Regions from separate parts of the Homo sapiens genome. Here region 2 is linked to region 1. The links are chromatin loops, found by intact Hi-C in ENCODE. Cell type or tissue: breast epithelium. All regions are shown on one strand. Links, peaks and the distances in the headings refer to the core of each region. The heading gives the core; the rest is flanking DNA. Region 1 has its middle 86 kb from the start of KCNMA1-AS1. Region 2 has its middle 150 kb from the start of KCNMA1-AS1.

What was found. Hi-C counts contacts between places; a loop is a spot of excess contacts. Peaks named below come from ENCODE experiments on the same cell type or tissue, not always from the same donor. Only the 100,000 strongest peaks of a DNase experiment are listed, where the experiment ranks them.
Region 2: it touches region 1 in a loop (7-fold over the local background); 1 of 110 quality-filtered maps calls a loop at or near these places.

Annotation. Positions count from the first base shown.
Region 1 is chr10:76,799,916-76,804,319 of GRCh38, forward strand. No RefSeq gene overlaps it. Among named protein-coding and RNA genes, the nearest start is that of KCNMA1-AS1, 86 kb to the right of the region's middle. In breast epithelium, for the core only: no CTCF peak of the experiment used is centred there; no DNase peak of the experiment used is centred there.
Region 2 is chr10:76,734,421-76,738,824 of GRCh38, forward strand. No RefSeq gene overlaps it. Among named protein-coding and RNA genes, the nearest start is that of KCNMA1-AS1, 150 kb to the right of the region's middle. In breast epithelium, for the core only: no CTCF peak of the experiment used is centred there; a DNase peak (open chromatin) is centred at 2,481.

The DNA.
Region 1 (4,404 bases), core at 234-4,233:
ATAATCATATAATTTATAACAATATATTTATTTTATATATTTTATAAATATATTGTTAAGTTATAATATATATTAAATATATAAATATATAAAATATACTTTATAAATATATAATAAAAACATAGAGATGCAAGTTTATAACTTCTTCTGCAGAAGGATTCCTCTCCCTTTGCAGGGAAAATAGTGTAAAGGCTGACCCCCTTGATCCAATCCATCCTGAGTCTAAGATGGGTCAAAGTCCTGGTAAGACACAGACTATACCTGGTTTGCTCCTGAGGTTTCATGGTTTTCAACCAAGAGCCTAGGTTCTTCCCACTGGTATATCCTGAACTCTGATCATTGTCTCAAAATAGTGCTAAGAATTCTCTTCTCCCTCTCAAAGAGTTGTCACTTAGGCTTTTAGCCTCTATCCTGCACAGCTGCAAGATTCAGCAAATGTCCTGAAGGGAAACCAATTGAGGTCTTGAAACTCCCTGCCCTCCCCTCGACCTAACCTATTTTCCTGTCCAAAGCCCTGCTGTTTTCTCTGTCCCTCCAGTGTTCCTTTGCTCAGCTTTGCCCTAGTATTTGCACTGGTTTCTCAGGCTCCTGCCCTGAGCTGCGTTGCTAAATGCCTTCCCTCCTCCTCCTCAACCACTTCCAATGTAAAATCAGCTGCCATTTTCTTTAATTTATTAAATGAGGCAAAATTTTCCCTGCCACTAGATAAAACTACAACAGCCTTCTCTGCTGACTTTTAGGTCATCGAAGAATGTATGGTCACTGTAGATTTCAAATACAGTCTCAATTAGATGATTAAACTTCCTCAGCCTCCCTGGGCAGCCAGAGGGCAGAAAACTCACTGGGAAGGCAGTTGTGGTTGACATGTTCACTCTTTTCTGCTTACTTCCTCTCCTACTCACTAGTTCCATCCCACGTTGAAGCAGGAAGGGGGAAACAGCTGTTGTTTGAAGGGCACTATTATAATATGTGTCCTATCCATCCTACTAGTGTTTAAAGTGGTGATTGAAATGTTTGAGGTATTTTTTGGGCTCCTCCAACTGTAATCCTGTGATGTGAGTAGCGCAACTCTTCCTTCGGGCCTCTCTTGGGCCCTAATTTGTTGGAGGACTGCCCCTCACAGGTGTCTCTCTGTTGCAGTCCTATTGCCCCTCCAGGTAGTACTCAATGGTAGACTTCTTAAATGGCCCAAGGGTCACTTTCTTTTTCCTGTATGGTCTAGCTTGGGGACATAGAAAATACCTAATATTCTTTTCAAGTGCAAACTTCTTCCTTTGGCCCTGATGCTAATGCCAGCAGCCACAGCTCTTTGCTCTGAGAGTCCTCAGATATGGTCCTCACTGTGGCCAAACTCCAAGGGACATATATCAGCTCCCTGAGTGGTTCCCCGAAAGACATAAAGTGAGGTGATTTTTACTTCCTCTCCTTTCCCTTGGGGAAGAGCTCATAGCCCAGTTTTCACCGAAGAAGTCCTCCTCTCAAAATCTACTCTTGATCATTTTATGTCCTCACTGTGGGTGAGGGATTTCAAGAGTCATGGAATTGGGCTTGGCTATTTTCTTTGAAAATTTCTGTTTTGGAGTGTCAACTCACTTGGAAATTTTATACCCATGGTATTGGGGCTGGCTGAATATCGTGCTGCAAATATGTCCACATCTTAATTCCAGGAATTTTTACATACGTGACCTCATATGATAAAAGGGCCTCTGCCAATGTGATTAATGATCTTGAGATGGGGAGATGATCCTGGATTTTCTGGGTGCAGCAAATGTAACCACCAAGATCCTTACAAAAAGGTGGCAGAATGATCACAGACAGGAGTAGGAGATGTGACGATAGAAGCAAGAAACAAGTGATGCAAGGAAGGGGCCATGAGCCAAGGGATGCAGGTGGCCTCTGGAAACTGAAAAAGGCAAGGAAACAGATTCTCCCCTGGGGCCACCTGTTGGCAGGGTTGTCAGCCCTGCCAGCACCTTCACTGCAGCCCAGTGAGGCGGACTGTGAATCTCTCATCTCCAAAACTGTACTATAATAAATTTGTGATGTTGTAGGCCACACATTTTGTGGCAATTTGTTATCATAGTAACAGGAAACTACTATAGGCATCATGGTGCCTCCGGCAAAATTTTAAATTTTGTTTCTAGTAACCTTGCCACAAAATGCTCTTAGATAATGGAGTTATTTTAACAGCTGGGGTAATAGCACATAATGCCCCTAACTACAGGACAGACCTGAAATACTAGGGAGGGCTCCTAAGGTCTGTTCCCCATGGGTGGTGCTGATACATTGCACAATGATTCAATATCACTTTCATGCCATTCACAGCTGCAAATACTGGCTCTCCCATTTGTATTATTACAGCTAAGTGACTTTGGGGAAGTTACCCTACCTATTTTTACTTGTTTATCTATAAAATGGGATAATATTATCTACCTCTGAGATTTGTCTGAGGGTTAAATGAAATTGTTTAAAATTGGCAAACCCTTTATTCAGTACCTACCATGTAACAAGTGATTGAAAAAGTATAGTCATCAAAAAATGAATGGTGTCGATTCATAGTAAAACCAATTTGTAAATGTTTAGGTGTTGTGTTGGGTTAAAAATATTTGCCCTTGCGGAGGGTGTAGAGGTGCTGCCTTGCAGTTTCCATGGTAAGCACAGGGTTGGTCACTTCCAGCTCAGTCAGGTGAGATGCCTCCCTGATTTCAGGAGGCAGAGTGTCCTGATGGAAGGTAGTTAGCTTTGAAATATCAGTTTCCCTGCCTGGTGGAAATAAGTGTTTGCAGCATATAAAACATATTTAGTAGTGCTATTGATGGATAAATCATGAAAGATGCACACTTGAAAGGTTAATATTGACATCCTGTAAGACATAACTTTATATGCAGCACGACTATTGATCAAACCTGAGTTGATCAAACCTGAGGTGGTGATGGGCTAGAAAGTGCTACTGTGGATCATTTACAGGAGGAGCAATGTGAGTACTCAGAAGGGCTCAGGCATTGTATAAAAATGAGGCTTTCTTTAAACACATTTTGCAATTTCCAATCCAGCCCATGAGCTGCTATCAGTTTATCCCTTGCAACAGAAACAATAACACCCTGCATCCAAGAAGAAACATTTGCTGACCATATACATTTGGTTAATTATGACTTTTCCATTTGCCCAGATAAAGGGGTCAACAGGAATTTCCCAGGTACGTGAATAACACTTTCGAGGGGAGCTATGTGTTTGCCTTGGTCAATTCACACACACACACACACACACACACCCCAAAGAAAATCTTTTGGTGATATCTTGAGCCCTTACTAATTTTTTCTAGCTAATGAACTACAATGAGTTTACTATTTTTAAAAAAAGATTCTCGGCCGGGCGCGGTGGCTCACGCCTGTAATCCCAGCACTTTGGGAGGCCGAGGCGGGTGGATCATGAGGTCAGGAGATCAAGACCATCCTGGCTAACAAGGTGAAACCCCGTCTCTACTAAAAATACAAAAAAATTAGCCGGGCGCGGTGGCGGGCGCCTGTAGTCCCAGCTACTCGGGAGGCTGAGGCAGGAGAATGGCGTGAACCCGGGAAGCGGAGCTTGCAGTGAGCCGAGATCGCGCCACTGCAGTCCGCAGTCCGGCCTGGGTGACAGAGCGAGACTCCGTCTCAAAAAAAAAAAAAAAAAAAAAAAAGATTCTCCAGTTAAGAAAAGTGTTTACTTCATTATTAAATTGGGAATGGGGGAAAAACCCTGGGATTTCAGTAACATTCTTAATAACCATTAATGTGAAACAATTCCTCAGTCTTTGTCTGTCATGACTTGACAAATTTAAAGAGTACTGGCCAGCTATTTTATAGAATGTCCCTCAATTTGAGTTTGCCTGGTATTTCTTTATGACTAAACTGGTGTTTTACATTTTTTTATTAAGAACATAACAAAAGTGATACTGTGTCTTTCTCAGTGCGTAATTCGGAAGTTTTACCTCTTCCTTGCCCGTTCTTATTGGCCAATTTGTCCCATGACTGGCAATATTAACTTCAATAATTTTGTTAAGGTAATGTTGCCAATTATCTGGATTTGTTCTTTCCCTTTGCACCTTACGAAAAGTTGGTTTGAGACTACCTGAGAATCCTGTTTCTCATCACACTTTTGTTCTCCTTCCAGTTCTAGAATTCACTGATGATAAATACCTGAAGTAAGAATTACTGTGGTGGTTTTCTACTTCTATCATTCTTTCTACATTTATTTCCTGACATTCAACTGTAAGACAGCATTTCCTTCTCCTTTATTTTTTAATTTATTCAATTATCTATAATAGTATGAATTTGTGAATTCCTGTTTTATTCTTTAAGTTATAAACCAGTTTCTGGTTTCCTTCCAGAGCTTCCTGTGCCTAACATGTACATTTTATTATTT
Region 2 (4,404 bases), core at 128-4,127, 66 kb before region 1:
GAGCAAAAGAATGTTGAATGGAATACATGCTAGACGTAAGATGGATGCCCTGAGATTATTTTCCAGCTTCAATTCATTGCCAATGACTTCAAGGCCATCATTTCACTTCCTCAGATACTCACTCTCCTCCTCTATTAACTGGAGATGGTGGTACGTGTCTTCCTGGGTCCGGCAAGTATAGGTGAGCATCAACTAAAATAAAGTGGGGACCTTTGCTTGTCAACATTCTTACAAATGGGATTTCCCTGTGATATTAAATCACAAGTCCTCACCGGTTTCCCAAGGCATGTACATCATCATCAGTAAGGGCATGTGAAAAGACTGCACATCATAAATGGCCCCACCATGTAAAACACAATTTGAATCCTTACTGAGCACCTACTGGTTGAATTAGGGCCATGTGCCGGAGAACACAAAGTAGGACTAAAAAGATGACCCTGATCTGAGAAAGTCAATGTCTAATGGAGAAGTAGCCAAATGTCCCCAGTGTGCCACACCTAGAAAGCAATAGCAAGAATATCCAGGTGGGTTGTGTGTTCAGATGGTATAATTAACAAGACAACCATAGCACTCTTTTATGGATGTCTAGAATATGCCAGGCACTATTCCGAGATAAGGTATACTTATCTCCTCTACACCTTGTAAAAAATGTATACAATGTATCTTCATTTTATAAATGAAGAAATTAAAAAATAAAGAAATTATCTTCATATTATAATTGAAGAATTGAGGCTTAATGAGATAAAGAAGCTTGCTGTCCACCCCATCCTACAGTGTTTGGACCCATATTTTTTGACTTCAAAGCCCGTGGCTACAGGGTTTTCCCAGGCAATGGTGATTGTGTGTGGGAAAGGGTGTTTATGAAAGATACCCATTTTTCTTCACCTCTAATCCATTGACACACTAACCATGTCAGATCCCTCATTGTGCCACAGTTTCTTCATTTGCAAAATAAAGAAATTTATTTAGATGATCTTAATTTTAGGATTCTGGATATACTTGTGAAAAAGGAAGCTAGAAAGATTCAACCTTAAGTCTGCAAAAGCTTCCAGTAGGTTTTAAAATCTGTTCTAAATGAAATGAAGAAGGGTACCATACAACCCTAAATTAGGCATAATTTATCTCTTAGGGGATGATGTCTTTTATTTTGGAAAAATGAAGGTAAGAAGAAAAACTTCACAACTCATCCAGTTCTTTGAAATAAATTGTGAGGCTATATGTATCTCCATATATAAAATATGTATTCATGTGTAATATACATATTCATATACAGTATCTAGTATACACAAACATAAGCATATGTGTAGTCATACAAACATTTCTCATTATTATCATTGTAGTTATTATTATTAACCTGTTTGAATTTGAGGCTGACTCTTCCTCTCCTGTACTCAGAGCTTAAAAATTCCCAGTTCTTACTACTTTCTTTTCCATCTTTAGAAGTTGCTGCTGCTTGTTTCCCAGCTACTTCTTGGTTCCTAACTTTGCTTAAAAGCATTTCTAATTCCTCATATTGAAAAGAGGGTTGCAAATGAGGTTTAATACGAAAATGTTTTGTACCAAGAAAACTAATGCCCATTTTTCCCCCCTAATGAATGCCAAAGTCATCACAGACTCAAGGCTCATGAATAATGTATATCTTCCAATTAAGCGCAAATGCTGTTCAGTTCTTACAACCCATATGTAATGCCTGCTCTGGCCTTAGAATGGGCAGAGGCTGGGGGTAGAAGGAGGGGTTGGGGAGGGTTGTGTGTGTGTGCATGTGTATGTGTGTGTGTATCTGACAGCTAAGCTCCCACAACCTGTAGCATGCTCATTACCTCCTGGGAGTTAAACTTCCCATGCTTGAGTCTGCAGAGATTTGTGAGTCTTTGCAACCATAAATAAAATTTATTTTAAATTTCTAAATCTCCAAACCTGTTCCTTAATAGCCTGGAGCTCTTGCTGATCACTCTACCATCTGTTGCCAAACCGTCAATCTAATTGGCTAGCAGGTACCCACCTCCCCCACTTTCCAGAATGCTGGATTGTTTCAGAAGGGAAGCCTCTGGAGCCCTCCTCTCCAAGAAAGCTACGGTGGTGACTCTGTGGGTAGCTCATTTGCTTCTTTGGGCTTCTGAATGAGATGCTCTTCTTTACGAAGAAAGCCACACAGGCCTTTTGAGGCTGCTAAATTTGGTGTGTTCATCTTCCACTACCAAAACCACAGAGCCAGGAAGACCTGATTTCAAGCCATGACACACCCAGGAAGGGCGGTCATTTCATGTCTCTAAGCCTCAGTTTTCTCATCAGAAACAGAAGATAGTAAACAACAATTGTGGTACCCAGAGTGGGTGCCTAGACTAAAAGCAATATTTTCTATACATGATGAAGCCCCATGCAAACGTTAGGAATTACCCTCTTTGCTGTCAGTGTATAGACATCCTCACTTACAGCTTCATGACTGGACATGACAAAGCCCCAGGGCTTGGGCTGCTCTGAGCCTGATTAACGTTGTTCATAAAAATATTCATCCATCAGGGTTTCCATTTGTAGCATTTAGGTGTGCCAAATAACAGAGCCAGCCAGTGGTTTCTTAGAATTACACCATCTAATAATGAATGCTGGAGACAGATTTTTTCTTTCAGCCTGAAATCTCTTCTTATAACTCAGGGCTGATGAGTGCTGCCCTACATTTCTCGATGGATCCAATTTAACACCAGACGAAGCAGTGACTCAGACTAACTTAAATATCTCAAGATGAGTTTCACCTTTTCCTCTGAGGCCGTATCAGTTCAATTGCATAAGTGCAAATTTATTGAAAGTGGTTTGGTGCTTAGCTTTTCTCTATTGGCAGTAATGGAGTTTAAATTTATAGCAGGCTGATGAATTTCAGATAAGAGAACCATTACCTTACAACAACATTAAGGAAAAATATATAACTCCGATTGCTGAACCTCGAATGTGTATTGTTTGAATGAGGGGAGATGGATGAGGTAGGCTGACATTTGCAAATGCAATTCCTTTCCATCCTCATGGTACTAGCCCAGGAGCCTGAAAGTATGGCATATTCCAGAAAGGGCTTGGGATAGCTATGCATTACAAGTGCATTACAACCAAATAGCAGGAGTAGGCTATGATCTAAAGGAGAGAATTTTTCTTTCTCTTTAGTAATATAATTGGAGGTGTCTTTTGGCAATGTACCAAGGCTGTTAGAGGGCTTAGGTTGTTCCTTTGGTACTTGTCATGTTCCTCTCCCATAGGTTATTTTCCTTTTACTACAAGGCTTTGTCTTCCTGCAGGGTGGAACTCTGGCATTGTAGGGATTAAAATGAAGGATGTACGGTACAAATGTGCAAAGCTTCAGAGAGGATGGAAGGGGCCTGGGCTTCTCCATTATCTTGAGGCTCTTGGTATACATAAAAAAAGGAGAAGAAATATTAAAACAGTGCTATAAAAATTGTGTTATTTTTAAAACAGTTACACTGAACAAATTAACTCTTTTAAAAAATGTGGTATCAATGTGCTATGCATAAGATAATCACAGAATTGCTAAAATAGGGGTTGTGGACAGTATTTTTCCATAGTGAAACACGTAGTAGAATTTTCGGGCTGTGTGATTAACTTTAACTTTCCCCTAGGTCTGTAAAGCATCTCAGCAATCTTGTGAATAACCTCCTTCAAAGATAAAGTTGAAGTCTAAATGTGAGGTCCTTTGTGGGTTTGTGTGTCGAATACCCTTTCTGTTTTCCCATTTTCACCCATTCCCCTACAGGCCATAGCCATCTACATAAGATTTTTTTTTTAAGTTAAAAAAAATGATAAGCATGTGAGGTGATGAATATGTTAATTATCTTAATTTAATCATTCCACAATGTATACATATATCAAAACATCCCACCATACCCCATAAATGTATACAACTATTACTTATCAATTAATAAAATTTAAAAAATAAGAATTCAAAAAATGTTTTGCTCTTGGGCTTCTGTTTTCTGGGTCTTATTCTCCTCATTCACAAAGAGCGTATGTGTGTGAGGCAAGGGTGGAGCTGGGGGTTCTCGGAGCTGCAGGGGTCCAAGGTGGGATCACGGTCCCCAAGGCCAGAGTCCATTCTCTCAGCATTCGAGGAATCATTCTTGTTGCTATAGTGTATCTAGTATACACAAAGTGGAAAGCAGCTCCACTTGGGCCTCCAGAGCTCCATGCTTGGAGTGTTTTCCCTGTGGTCCTCTCTCTGTCCCAGGCCCCTTCTCTGTAGTTTGTGCTGTGGGGGGTGAACCAAACACAACTCAACCTGAAGATGAGAAGAAATGGGAGGACAGCACAGTTCATTTCTCTTCATTCTCCTGAGCTTCCTGAGAAAGGATAGCTAAAGGGATGAAACCCTGAAACTGCCTCTGTCATTTTAGATGCCAGGACCCT